Regions from separate parts of the Mus musculus genome. Here region 1 is linked to region 2. Evidence: chromatin contacts called from ENCODE Hi-C or POLR2A ChIA-PET data. All regions are on one chromosome and are shown on one strand. Each heading gives the region's core, a stretch centred on a gene start or an enhancer-like site at or near the end of the contact. The rest is flanking DNA. Distances are from core to core; before and after follow the strand shown. Region 1 holds the start of Ncoa4 (nuclear receptor coactivator 4). Region 2 holds the start of Btd (biotinidase).

Region 1 (6,818 bases), core at 2,034-4,533, 520 kb after region 2:
TTCTTTTACAGCTACATGTCAAACTTACTTTGCAAATTAAATTGGATTTAAAAGATTTTTTGAAACACATCTCATCATATTCTATATACTCAGGCTGCCCTTGATCTAGCAAACATCCTGCTTCTTCCTCTCAAGTGCTGGGATTAGGGGTGTGCACCACCATTACTGCTTATAGTACTATTTGGTGCTCTGTTTTTTAACCTAATTACTATTTCTGCATTAGTAGCATCTAGCTCATCAAATGTCTTCAAAATGTTATATACTACAAGTAATCTGCTGTTAGCTTTACAAAGAATCAAACCAGAAGATTACATGTCACTGGGGCCTTCCTCTCACAGGACAATGTTCCCATGGGTTTGGGCCATGTAGGCTTGGGTTGAGTGTCCAGTGTCCTGGTAAATTGTGAGACAACTTCCTGCCAGTGTCTCTCTGCATGGCCAGGGAGGGCTGCAAATTCTGATGTTCTTGGAATCAGATGTCCTTTTCCTTTAGGATAAAATTCTGGGTCTTTTTTTGTTATACAGGGCATTGAAATGGCTGCTTTTATACACTTTAGCCAGAGCAGTTTATTTATTCTTTGGTCTTTAGGAAAATATTTATTATTTATTTATGCGTATTGTCTACGTGGATGTCTACGCACAGAAATGCAATTACCCATGAAAGCCAGAAGGTGTTGACTCCCTGGGGCTGGAGTTAGAGGTATCCTCAGGGTGCTGAGAGCCAAACTCCCATTCTTTGAAAGAATAGAAATTGCTTTTAACCACGGACTACATTTCTCTAGCCTGTAGCTTTGCTGAGACAAGGTTTCTCATAGCCTAGACTGGCCTCAAGTTCATTGTGTAGCAGAGCCTAGTCTTAAACTTCTAATCTTTCTGCCTCTACCTCCAAGTGCTGTAATTATAGCTGCATGCCACCATGTCCCAAGCCTATAGATGGGCTTTGAGGGCAATGACTCCTAAAATCGTGTGCCCCTGCATGTGCAGGTGGGTTTTCCCATGATGCTTTGTTTCTACTATCTTCTCCCTGGGATCCATGACCCTGGTCTGGGATGGCTCTCTGCCCCTGTTGGTTGGGTGAGCTCCTCTTCTAACTAGATACCACACAGAGCTGGGACAACCCTTCTCTTCCCACAGTCTAGCACCATTATCGATGACCACTCCCTGGACAGGGAGGGTTGGGAAGACAAGGTTAGTACAAGATTTCCCGTCCCAGAGCGGCCTAGCCCTGCCTTTGGCCTGTTAGAACTTCCCAGTGTCCTTCAGTGCATGCAGGGTAGAATGTAGGACCCTTGTTAGGGATGGTCTCTGTGACTCCATGGCACAAACAGGTACAAATGCTTCTAGCCAAGTGATGCCCTTACATTCCAGGAGACAGGAATGTGTGTAGTCTGCTTCTTGCACAGAGCAGTAGGGCTGGGTGAATGTTTCCTCCCTTCCTAACGTCTTTTCTTGTCTCATTGACAGCGCTACTAGGCCTTTGAGCTATGACAAAGACAACTGTGATGTACAATTCCACCCAGAGAACTGCACCTACAGTGTGGTGGATCGGAAGAACCCAGGGAAGACCTGTCGAGTTGACAGCTGGACTATGTAAATGTGCTTCGTGTGGGCCCAAAAGTGGAGTAACATTTGAACCTTGTATGATTTAAATTTACCAATCATAAGCTTGCAAGGAGGTGACCTGTAATCCCAGCACTCAGAAGGCAGAGGCAGCATATCTTGAAAAACTCAAATAAATAAAAAAACAAACAAGTAAACAAGTAAACAAGTTTGCCAACCATATTTGTATTAACTTAATGCATGTTATACAACCAAACAAATCAACCCAACAATACCAGGTACCAGTTACAGCATCTTTCCTGAGCTCCAACAGGTGTCATGCATGTGTGCTTTCCTATGGGGCCCACATCCATTTCCACCACTTCTACAAATAAGGCTCTTCTGCCTGCATCTTGTTTCTGGTTTAGGCTAGAGAAGTGGTTCAGTGGTTAAGAGCCCCGAAGCTCTTCCAGAGGTTCTGAGTTCCCAGCAACCACATGGTGGCTCAGAACCATCTGTTTCTGCTTTACAATGGAAAAAAGCATGTGTGTTCATGATGAAACCAGACTTCTTCTTTGTCCCTGGTACTCTCATTTATCCTTCCTTCCAGTTACTTAGGTACCCCCTCTTTATCGAGTCCCCACATCACACTGTGTTTGCATAAGGTTAGAACAGGTTAGAGATACTGGAGAAGGGGCTCTCTAGACCTCACGCAGTCTGACAGGAAACTCAGAAGCCGGACTTCTGTGGGTGGTGGGGCCTAGCTCTAGGGTCAGTTAGGTGTGGCATACAGACCAGCTAAAATACACTGACTTGAAACTGTAACATTAATTCTGACATTTATTTACTCAATATTTAAAAAAAAATGTAGCATGTTTTTCCTAAGTTATAAAGCCCATCAGCCTTGTCTTAGTCACTGTTTTATTGCTGTGAAGAGACACCATGACCATGGCAACTCTTACAAAAGGAAGCATTTGCCTGGGCCATCTTTACCATTTCAGAGGCTTTGTCCATTATCAGCATGGCATAAAGCAGGGTGGCCTGCAGGCAGAAGTAGCTCAGAGTACTACATCCAGATCCACATGCAGCAGAAAGAAAGAGTGAGCCACTAAGCCTGGCTTGGACTTCTGAAGCCTCAAAGCCAACCCCCAGTGACATACTTCCTCCCCCAAAGCCACACCCACCCCAACAAGGACACTCACTCTAAGTAGAGCCATCTTCTCATCAGTAAGCATTCAAACACGTGAGCCCGAGAGGGCCATTCTTACTCAAACCACCACAAACCCCAGAGGAAAAAAAGAGTTTATTTTCTTTATTTGCATGACTCTTTTTTGCCTGCATATATACATCTGTACCGTGTGCACGCCTGGTGCCCTTGGAGGTCAGAAGGCACTGGAACCAGGAGGTATGGGTGGTTGTGAGCCATCCTGTAGGTGGCTGGGAACCAAAACTGGGTCCTCTGCAAGAACAGGAAGTGCTTTTTTTTTTTTTTTTCAAGACAGGGTTTCTCTGTGTAGCCCTGGCTGTCCTGGAACTCACTCTGTAGACCAGGCTGTCCTCGAACTCAGAAATCCGCCTGCCTCTGCCTCTGCCTCCGGAGTGCTGGGATTAGAGACTTACTGATAGGCACGAAAATGATCCAGACTAAGGGCAGGGAGTGTTACTGCATGCCTCCACGTTGAGCTCTAAGAAGACTTTGCGCAGGCGCGGAAGGAAATCTCGCGAGACTGTCAGAACACTACCGAGAAGCGTGGTAGGGAGGCCATCCTATCGCGAGAACTCTGTCTTCAGGGTCCGGATCCTTCCACGGCTAAGTGTCTGGGTCGGTCTAAGGTCCGCTCGGATCACCGGAAGGAGCGCTGCCAGCCGGTAAGGACGAGAGTGGCCGGCGGGCGCGCTTCCTCTTCTGCCCTGTGCCCTTCTTCGCTCCGGCCTGTGGCCTGTCCTGCCCTCCCCTCCATTCTTCCCGACCCTCGGGTCCGGGACCACCATCCCACCTGCCTGCACGCGGGGCCCAATGGCCCTTCCCTTCCCCAGGTCACGTCTGCTGTGATCGCCTCTCCAGTCCCCGCGTCGCGCCAGGCCAGAGCTCCTCTCCCTCCCCTCGTCCCGACGCTACCACTTTTCCTTCATGCCCAAGCGCTGGATCTGTCTTCTCTCCTCTGTCCTGTCGACATGTTTCGTTCCTGGGCCACGATTGCAGCCTGAATGCTTCTCTTCCATCCCTTTCCCTACATTGCCCTGACTGTCCTCTGGGTTTATAGCGGTGACAGCCCTGTTTCTCTGGTCCCAGGCGGGCCTGGTTTCCATTACTGACCCAGTGCACATTTGCCCCTATTCCTAGTGGTTTGGCAAGGTGGAATGACTTCTGGAGGCCCACTATCCGTTTCCTTCTCCCAGCAGTCCCTTTAAATCGTTTGATTCGTCCCTTCAGCTGATGAGAAGAGAGAGCTTGCAGAATCATTAATTCATAGCTCGGGCGTTCATTTGCTATATGCTTAGGGTACTGAGGATATAGTAATGTAAAGAAGTGGACGTGCTCCCGGCCCTGATGTGACTTAGCCCTTGCGGTGGGAACAGTATGGGTTTAAGTGCTACAGGCTGGAACTTGGGAGGATGGCTCAAGAATGACAAGTCAGAGGGGCTGGAGTTATCTGACCCTCCTGCACACAGCTCTCCTGCTAGTGTTGTTTAGTAGGTAAGGGCCTGCCACCCTGGCGTCCTTTTGGAAGGACTTGACTTTCCACCCACTTGGTAATTTGGAGTATGGTCATAGACCTTTTGAGTTACTTCCCTGGGTGTGTATGGGACAGGTAAGGCTGTTGGTTCTCCGTTAGCATCCCACTGTGATGTTTCTGAACTTTTAAAGTACATTAGAACATTGGAAAGAATTTCATCCTGTGTGACAAACAGGAGACTAATTTGTACTGCTCAGCAGGTCGCTTGATTTGCTCTGTGGATTTTTTTGTTTGTTTAAGAAGAGTGTCAGATCCCCTTACAAGCCATTGTGAGTCACCTGATGTGGGCCCTAAGAACTGAACTCTGGCCCTTTGATAACCACTGGGCCATCTCTCCAGCCTGGTTTGTTTAGTTTGCTTGAGACTGGCTGCAGGGATCCTGTTGGCTCTGCTGGGTTTACAGACGTACGTGCCACCACACCCAGGTGATTTGCTCTTTGCAAGATTTACTCGCCCGAAGAATTGTTCTGCTAAGTGAGATAATGGGTAGCTGCTGGCACTAACAGTCCCTGCATTTAGATCTCTTTTTTCTTTTTTTTTTACCTCCTCCCTTGGGTCTTTGAGCCTTTCGGAAAATAACCTAGACATTTAAAGTTTTCAGATTGAAGTTTGATGATGACGAACGTGTCTGTCTCTACAGTTACGTTATTCTTTTGAGGAAAATTACCGAACTACAGATGAACTAAGATGCTTCTTAAAGCATCTTGTATCTAGTTTTAGAAGTTAACTTGACTCCCATGGCCAGTTTATGAAAGCAGTGCAGGTTGCTTGTGTCCCAGGGATCTGTATGTAGGTCTTATAGAACTCTGGGTGTCCCGGCACACACCCCTTCTGCACTTGAGAGTCTCTCAGCTAGCTTTCTGGGCCTTTGCCCACACAGTGTTAACACACCGGTCAGTACTTATAGCAACTCACTGAGCCTGTTAGCCACCTTTTTTTACCTGTGCTTCTTATTTCAGAAATCTATTGTTGTCTGTGAATCAGTGGCACAAACGTTCTGCTAGATGGCAGATTCACCATCGTCTCCACAGGAACAACACCACTGTGCCTTTCTGTTCAAGACCTTAAATACTTGAATGACTACATAAACCTTAAACGGCCCCTTCAAAATACCTGGTGCAGATGAGGGGTTTAGACTCATACTAGATCATAGCCAAAAGGCTAAGAGGCAACCAGACTCAGACTTTTGGGTGTAGAAGCCTGTGACTACAGGTATCCTATTTAACCCTGTTAAGCCTATAAGAGTTGCTAAGTTGAGCTCTTCTGCTCTAGGTGTGTCACCAGTGGTACTCTTGTTTCTATGCTTGTCTCTTAGAGGGGCTGTCAGTTGTCCTCAGCTTGCCTTCTGTGACTGTTAAATCTAACACTTCAGACATCATTTGTAAGCTTATCGTCTGTATACCTGAATTAGATAGATTCACAGGCAAGTGAGCTAAATAATTACTGTGTAGGTATTCTGTTTTTAGCTAGCATGAACCACTCATCAGGTGCTCATGACTGTCTTCCTCCAGGTTGGCTTTGCTTGGCTTGATTGCGCGGTAGAATCAACATGTTTTTCTGGGGGACCAGGATTGCACTTGGGGCTTTTGAGCTTGTAGTTCCTCCCATTTGGCATTGCCTTGATTGCCCTACAGACCGAGCAGTTTTGGTTTAGTGTTGAGTGAGTAGGTTAAATGGGCTTAGCTTGTGTCAGTAAGTATAGCATAGTCTTTTAATACGTGGACAATTACAGCTTCCAAAATAATTCAGGTATGTTTTGAGTTTTACTTTAGCTATATTGCTAGTCCCTCAGGCAATTTCTGTGGTACTTACTGCAAAATCTGAGGGGGGAAATGTTGAGTTGGCTGTAAATACAGTGCACATTTTAACCAACAAGCCCATTGTTATTTTGAGTTTGTGGAACTAAGATTTTTGGGTCTGGCAGTTTTAAAAACTGCCTTTCTCAGCACTCATGCTAGGATTGTGATTTCTGTGGAGACAACCCTCATCAGTTCTGTATTGTTTGAAAACAAGAAATTAAGTTTTTCTGGGTGCTGTTGCAAGGGTTCTGGAAGTCCAGAAGGTCTACCAAGAGGCAGAATACTGAGTTCAAGACCGGCTTGAACTACAGGAAACTGTCAGAAACTAAGGGCTAGGGCGTGGCTTAGTTAAAGTGTTGTCTAGCATATACAAAGCTCAGCGTTGTACCTCCAATATTGGGGGGAAAATGTGTTGGAAACATTGTCCTCTTCTAAATTACTTTCCTAAATTAATACTACAGGTTTTAAGGGGACAGCATCAAGTTGATTATGTTTATAACACAAAGATTTATTTTGCAGCTGCTCTGAATTTGACCATTAACACATTATTTATTCATCCATTAATAAAAGATGTATTAAAGCACAGGTTGGTTCAAGACCAAGCATTGGTACAAGTGCTGCGGGTCCTTTTCTTATTTAGGCCAACTCTGTTGCACATACAGCACGCGGGGAAGGTTGTTAGTGCCAAGGTACAGATGATCCCAAGCTGTGTGTATAGTGCTGTGTGTTCTAGCTGGGAGAGC
Region 2 (6,673 bases), core at 1,939-4,438:
TTCTACTGTGTGATTTTGAGAAATTACTCTGCACATTGGCTTTTTCATCTACAAAATGAATATAATTCAGAGCACCCCAAAGAGGACAAGGTCAGCAATCCCAGACATGTAAAATACTTAGAATATAGCTAAATCCCTGATAACCTCCTAGCTTCTGGCCACACGAATGTCTTGACTACTCTAAAAACCTGACAGACAACATATAAAGCAATCGCCAAGTGCACCTTTCTCTTTAGCACAAACCTGTGCCTGAGTCTTTCTGAGCACTTTTGAGTATTCCCTTTGAAAACTCCATCGTTATACCTGCCATCTTCCCTTGTAAATGGTCCTCCTCTCTCTATTCTAAGCCTCAGTCAGTAGCCATATCATCTAGTCATGTAAGCCGCTAACCTAGGGGTCACCTCTAGAAGAGCTAACCTTTCCCTTCCTAACAGGCCATGCCTACTCTTTCTTCAAGATAGCTCCCTTATCATCCTCTGTGGGATGCTCTCTCAGAAGACTGTATGGATTTGTCTGTTTATTCAAGTCTGTTGTCTTTGTACCAGGGAAACCCAGAGCACTGGACATGTTAGACAAGTACTCTACCACTGAAAGATAACCCAAGCCCTCCATGGTCTCAGCTGACCAGGTTGGCTCCAAACCTGAAATCTTCTGTTTCAGCTGAGTAGCTACAGGGACTGCAGTTGTGAGCTGCAGATTTTCCATCACCATCCTTTGGCCTAACTACCCACTCTCACAGTTTGCCATGCCTTTAAGTTATACTGATGCAGCAAGGACAAGCCATCACCTCTATGAGCAATCTTTCCTGTCCCAGTGAGGACAGCCAGTCACACACTGTGTGTGACTACTCTCCCTTTTATGGATTCCTTTTTGAGGAGCTAAATTATTTCAGACTGTCTTTTTGTGTCTTACCCTCATTTCCCCCAACTCATCAACTTGGAGGTGAAAAATAAACCTTATATCTTCTTTATATCCCTCTCTTCTGCCGCGTATACAGTCCACATCATGCATACAGTACATACTTAGTGCATGTCTACTGCATGAAGAAGAAACAACGGGCAAACATACTCAAGAAAAATAGTAAAATACAGATCAGCACCTATCCTTTCTCATGCAGGTAAAAGAATAGAAGGTTATTCCACATAGGAAAACTGAGAGGTAAGGGTACAGCTCAGTGGCAGAGTGCTTGCTTTAGTGTGCACAAGGGCCTGGGTTCAATTCCCAGCACTGGAAAAAACAAAGAGGTAAGGGAATAAAAGTGTAAACAACACAAATTAATACCTACCAGTTTTCTGATTAAAAACACTCCCTATAACTTTCAAGCCTTATTGATAAAGGTCTTTCAATTAGCAAATAGTGTAGTACACACCTAGATTACATAGAGACCTCAAGTCAAGTCAGTACTGTGGGGATTTGAAAGCAAATGAGCCACACCCAATGGAACTCACATCGGATGGCAGAGAAAAGGGGTCAAGAGCGTGGATCAGGACAGCAGTGACGGCAGCAGAAGGGACAGCTGTGTGTGTGTGGGGGGGGGGTGTGAATCGTGTGTGCCACCCATGAAGGTCAGAAGAAATCGTTAGATCCTTTGGAACCAGAGTTATGGGAGGTCGGGAGCCACCACGTGGATGCCAGAAATCAAATCCTGGTCTCTGAAAGAGCAACAAGTACTATGAACTGCTGAGCTAAGTCTTCAGCCCCAATTCTTAATCTTTTAAATTATTTGTGTGTGTGTGTGTGTGTGTGTGTGAGAGAGAGAGAGAGAGAGAGACAGAGAGACAGAGAGACAGAGAGACAGAGAGACAGAGAGAGAGAGCGCCTGTCTGTGTGTGTGTGTAGGTCCAAAACAATTTAACTCAGCCTGTGTGTGTGTGTGTAGGTCCAAGGACAACATGAATCATAAATCAGAAACCGCCTTCATTTTTCCATACAGGCCCTGGAGATTACACTCAGGTTATGAGGTTACGTGGCTTTGTAGAACTTCACTGAACCACTTCATCTGCACCAGATACTTGATATTTTTGCCTGGATTGCTAAGAGAGGGTAATCCTGGGCTGCCAGAGAAAATACTTTAAGTGGGTTCATAAAATGTCCTTTGGTTTTCCCTCTCCCAGGTAAGACCCCAAAGGAGGGAGGCATAATGCTGAGGGAAAGCACCAAACTGGGGTTTGAGAGCCCTGAGTTCCAATGACGGCACTGCCGTCTATAATGTCTTCCACTTTATGTTGCATGAGTCCTGGCCTTCAATCACTAATCACTCTCTGACACCTGTCATGTACAGGAACTACATCAGATGCTGGCAATACACTTACCTAGCGATGAATCAATATGCCTTCTCTGCTAGAACTAACAGTCTAGTAGTGAAGTAAGACTACCCCTTTCGATTCTGATATTTGGATGTGGCAGAGTACACTACGGTAGAAAGGTATAAGCATAGCTCCAAACTCAGAATACCTGAGTTCAAATGCCACTACCAAATGACTCGCGTTGGGCAAGTTTAACTTAGTCTCTCTCTTCTCATTTTCCTGTCAAGGAGGATTAACAGTGGTACGTGCAATGCTTTAGAAACGATGGGACGCTGTGTGCATCGAATGGCTGCCATTTGGTCCCTGTGTCAAGACTCACCGCTTGCTCATTCCGCATCCCAATGTACTTGATGCCCAGTTCCTGGGCAGCAAGGGCGATTTCGGTCACGGGGATGCCTACGACACCGAACATGTACTCCACATCCTGAGGGTAGGAGGGAAAAGGGGCAACAAACAACTATCATCAGGTGACCCAGCCTTCTTGCCCTCCCGGGGGGTCCAAAGGAAAGACCTACAGGACCCCCGCCCCCGCCTCCTTGCCCTCCGTCTCTAGGACAACGCGAGGTCCCCGTCTGCTTCTGTAGAGCCTTTCACACCCGAGGGATCCATCGTACTTGAGTTTTTAGAGCCTGGGCGATGACTTTAGCACCAGACACCTGCTCCTCGCTTCTGTCGCTACCCTCTGCGGAGTTACTTTCTGGCATCTTCCACCTAAAGTTACTTCAAGGCACTCTCGCAGCTCACAGCTTCACTAGCCTAAGAGTTGTTGTTGGTGACACCCGCTTCTGACAGACAGGAGGGCAGCCCAACGGATTTAAGCAAAGGGGAGAAGGGGCGGGACAAGAAGTCAGTCCTTGGTGAGGCGATCATGTAAGCACGCCCATTCTCCAGTCAGTCTTTTCCGGACTCCGCCATCAGCAGGAGGCGGGACGAGCCGGAGGCCGCGTCCTATGCGAAGCAGGTAAGAAACCCAATCTCTGAGGATGCTCGCCTTGGTTTTGTCCTCCACTAGGGTAGCGATACAGCTCAGTCCGGTATGGAGGGGATGGCACATCTGGAGGGTGACTGCAGAGACCAGGCGAGGAGGGGGCGTGGCCCCACCGCGCCTCCCCGCCCTCGCCGGGGCTTCCCGCTGATTGGAGGCAAGCTACGCAAAGGCTGCTGGGACGCGGGTAACTTGGAGAGTGTAAAGTTGGAAAAAAAACAGGCTTTTGGGTACAGTGTCGTGCTCCTGTGCCCTCTGATTTTATAACTCTGTGGTTTTGCACCCCACATCATGTGCACGTTCCAGAAGTCTGTGAGCAGAGGTGTATTCTTAATCAGAGATGACACCAAAATTGCTCAAGAGATAAACTTATTAACACCGTAGCTGCTCCTGCCCTCTGCCTGGTTTATATTTACTTATTTTGTTCCAGTTGGGTATCACTAAGGTCTGTTAGAGCCATTGCTTAATAATTAATGTATGATTGCTTAACTTTTACCAAAGTAATAGTGTTGGTTTTCTACTTACTGGTTCATGGATTAGCCTGCTTGACCCCTGGCATCGCGTGCTTTGTAGACATTAGTGGATTCTTGGCCCCTTAACACCGATTGCTTTCTCAGAATTACTGGCAGAACACTTTATGAAGGGCAAACTGGACCCTGATGGGAACAAATCACTGTGATTCAGATCGAATGGGCTTTTGTTTGTTTGTTTGTTGGTTGGTTGGTTGGTTGGTTTATATTTATTAAGGATCAGTCTTCAACTGGCCATTTTTGCCATTTGGCAAAGAGAAAACTCATTGAGCTGGTTATTGCCTTCGCCTAGCAGTTCAAGGTACAGCGGGCCTTGCTTCCCTTGCCTGTAGAGATTAAGCAGAAGTGACGTGACTGTCTTCCAAGTGCAAAGTCACTGCTGTTCCATCCAACTTCAGTGTAAGGATCCCAGGCGCTGTAATTTATACAGAGCACTCTGTGTGGACTTGGAATATGTTAATCATACTCCCTGTTATTTTTGTTGGCAGTATGCTTAAAATGTTATTTGTTATTTTGGTGAGATTTGGCATCGTAGCGCCAGATGTGGTGGCTCACATCTGTAATCCCAGCACTTGGAGGCAGGAGCATGTCGACTTCTGCGAGTCTGAGACCAGCCTGGGCTACCTAGTGAGTTTCAGGATAGCCAGGGCTATGTAGAGAGACCATGTCTTTTAATTACTCAAAGAAAGAATAAGTCATAAAAGCAATACTAGTGACTGACCCTAGGACTTTGCACATATTAGTCAAGCACTCTACCACCGAATTATATCTCAGGCCCTAAATTTTAACTTTCTTAAAAATCAGACGGCAGGGGTTGGAGAGATGTGTTTAAGAGCAGTGACTTCTTCCAGATGACCTGATTTCCAGCAACCACATAGTGTCTTACAACCATCTGTAATTCCAGTTCTGGCAAAGCCAATGCCCTCTTCTGGCCTCTGAGAGCACCAGGCACACACGTATTATGTAGACATACATGCAGGCAAATAAGCCATAAACATGAAAAATAATAATTAATAAAGCCTTAATAATTAAATTAATTAATAATAATTAATAGCATTAGTGACCTGTTCTCCACAGAGCAAATCCAGGCCTCAGAGTCCAGATAGTGATTGCTTTAGGGATCTAGCTCTGGGATGGTGAGGAGTTGCTTGACAACTTTCTTCCAAGTGGGTGAAGATAACCTCAAAGTAGCTGGATGATCTAGAAAGAGTTGTAAGACGGGTGTGGTGAGGCCGACCTATGGGACCCGTACTCAAGGAAGCTAAGACAGGATCTCACGTTTGAAGCCAGCCTGGGCAACAGTAAGACCCTGTCTCAAAAATAAATCATATTTTAAAAAGAGTTGTAATATGCATAGGGAAGATGAACTTTCAAAAGAAGGCAGCTGCTATAGGCAGTGACTCCGTGGGCCCCCAAATTCTGACTTTTATCTCAGTCCGTTCACAAGAACACTAGGGATCCTGTGCTCGTTTTTAAACCTAACCTAACTGAACCTGTGAAAACCAGTGCACGCTTTGCCAAAATGTAGTGCTTGGTCATTAAAGAAAGAAAGAATCAGGGTTATTTGTCCTCCCAGCTTCATTTTGTCGTTATGGAGAATACCAGGAGTAAACGCATGCTAGGGAGCAGAAGTTTATTTTTTCTTACACTGCCAGGTCACAGACCATCTTTGTGAGACAGTTGTCAGGGCAGGAACTGAAGGCAGGAACCACAGAAGAACCTAGTTGCTGGCACACTCTCTGGCTTCTCCCAGACTCATGCTTAGCCAGCTTTCTCATACGGCCCAGGACACCTGTCTTGTGGCTAGGCCCTTCTGCATTGGTTAACATTCCTCTTGGTTTGGCCCTCGCAGACCTGCCCACGGACCAACCTGGTAACGTGAGTTTCTCTATGAAGCCTCTTTTCTCAGGTGATTTTAGGCTGTGTCAAGTTGTAGAATGGCTAAAAATGAAATTGGTTGACAATTAATAGAAAATGGAAATTGAATACATGTCTTCTGTTATGTGGATTGAACCAGCATCTTGTGCATGCTAGGCAGCTACTACTATACCACCATAGTATTACTATGTATTTCCAGCAACCATATGATGTGTATAGTATTATAGTGTAGTATACCAACTATAATATACTATACTATACCACTATAGTATTACTATATAGTATTATAGTATACAATACCACTATAGTATTAATGGATTATGAAGTCTGATTTAACCCTGACCAATGCTAATTTTCTTATCTATACCTCTATAGTAACTGCCCAGTAGCTTAGTAAAGTAGCTTGCCTTCTTACATTAAGACAAGGTTTCTTTAAGCTATCCAGTCTTCCTGGCTCGGCCTTCGGAGTACCTGAGATTACAGCACTATGCCACCTGCGATCAAAAGGCCAGGAATAAAAATAAAAAAGGAGGAGCTGGAGAGATGGCTCAGTGGTTAAGAGCACCGACTGCTCTTCTGAAGGTCCGAAGTTCAAATCCCAGCAACCACATGGTGGCTCACAACCATCCGTAATGAGATCTGATGCCCTCTTCTGGTGTGTCTGAAGACAGCTACAGTGTACTTAGATATAATAATAAATAAAAATCTTTAATAAAAATAAAAAGGAAACTTATATAAAGCACTATCTTTCAAAACAACACTTAAAAGTATACCGCAGGCAGTTTGCTGAAGGAAACATGCCAACAGAGGCTGAACAGGCAGAAAATGATGTAATAACGTGGGCCGTTGAGTAAAACTGACTGAGTTGATTTTGTTTGCTTCTCAAAAGATTTATGAACTGTACAGAAGCAAGGCTTAGAGCTAGGCTTGAAGCAACAACAACAACAAAAATAAAAACAGGTTTATATTCTGGA

The links. A loop is a pair of places that touch in the nucleus more often than their neighbours do. ChIA-PET counts read pairs that join two places held with the same protein, here RNA polymerase II (POLR2A).
Region 1: a map of v-Abl transformed pro-B cells shows a loop between it and region 2 (2.6-fold over the local background). The contact joins the promoter of Ncoa4 here to the promoter of Btd in region 2. A Hi-C loop is called at or near these places in 2 of 37 maps with a recorded cell type or tissue (regulatory T cell and v-Abl transformed pro-B cells). POLR2A ChIA-PET finds 5 or more read pairs at or near these places in 2 of 5 experiments (Patski and embryonic stem cell).

What each region holds. Positions count from the first base shown.
Region 1 is chr14:32,156,604-32,163,421 of GRCm38, forward strand. It overlaps Ncoa4 (nuclear receptor coactivator 4), which reads left to right and starts at 3,284. Exons shown (of 10, transcript NM_001033988.2): 1 at 3,284-3,407. Msmb (beta-microseminoprotein) reads left to right here. Exons shown (of 4, transcript NM_020597.3): 4 at 1,464-1,724. The coding sequence ends at 1,593.
Region 2 is chr14:31,637,869-31,644,541 of GRCm38, forward strand. Btd (biotinidase) reads left to right here and starts at 3,189. Exons shown (of 4, transcript NM_025295.4): 1 at 3,189-3,267. The coding sequence starts at 3,257. Hacl1 (2-hydroxyacyl-CoA lyase 1) reads right to left here and starts at 3,097. Exons shown (of 17, transcript NM_019975.3): 1 at 2,921-3,097; 2 at 2,626-2,730. The coding sequence starts at 3,010.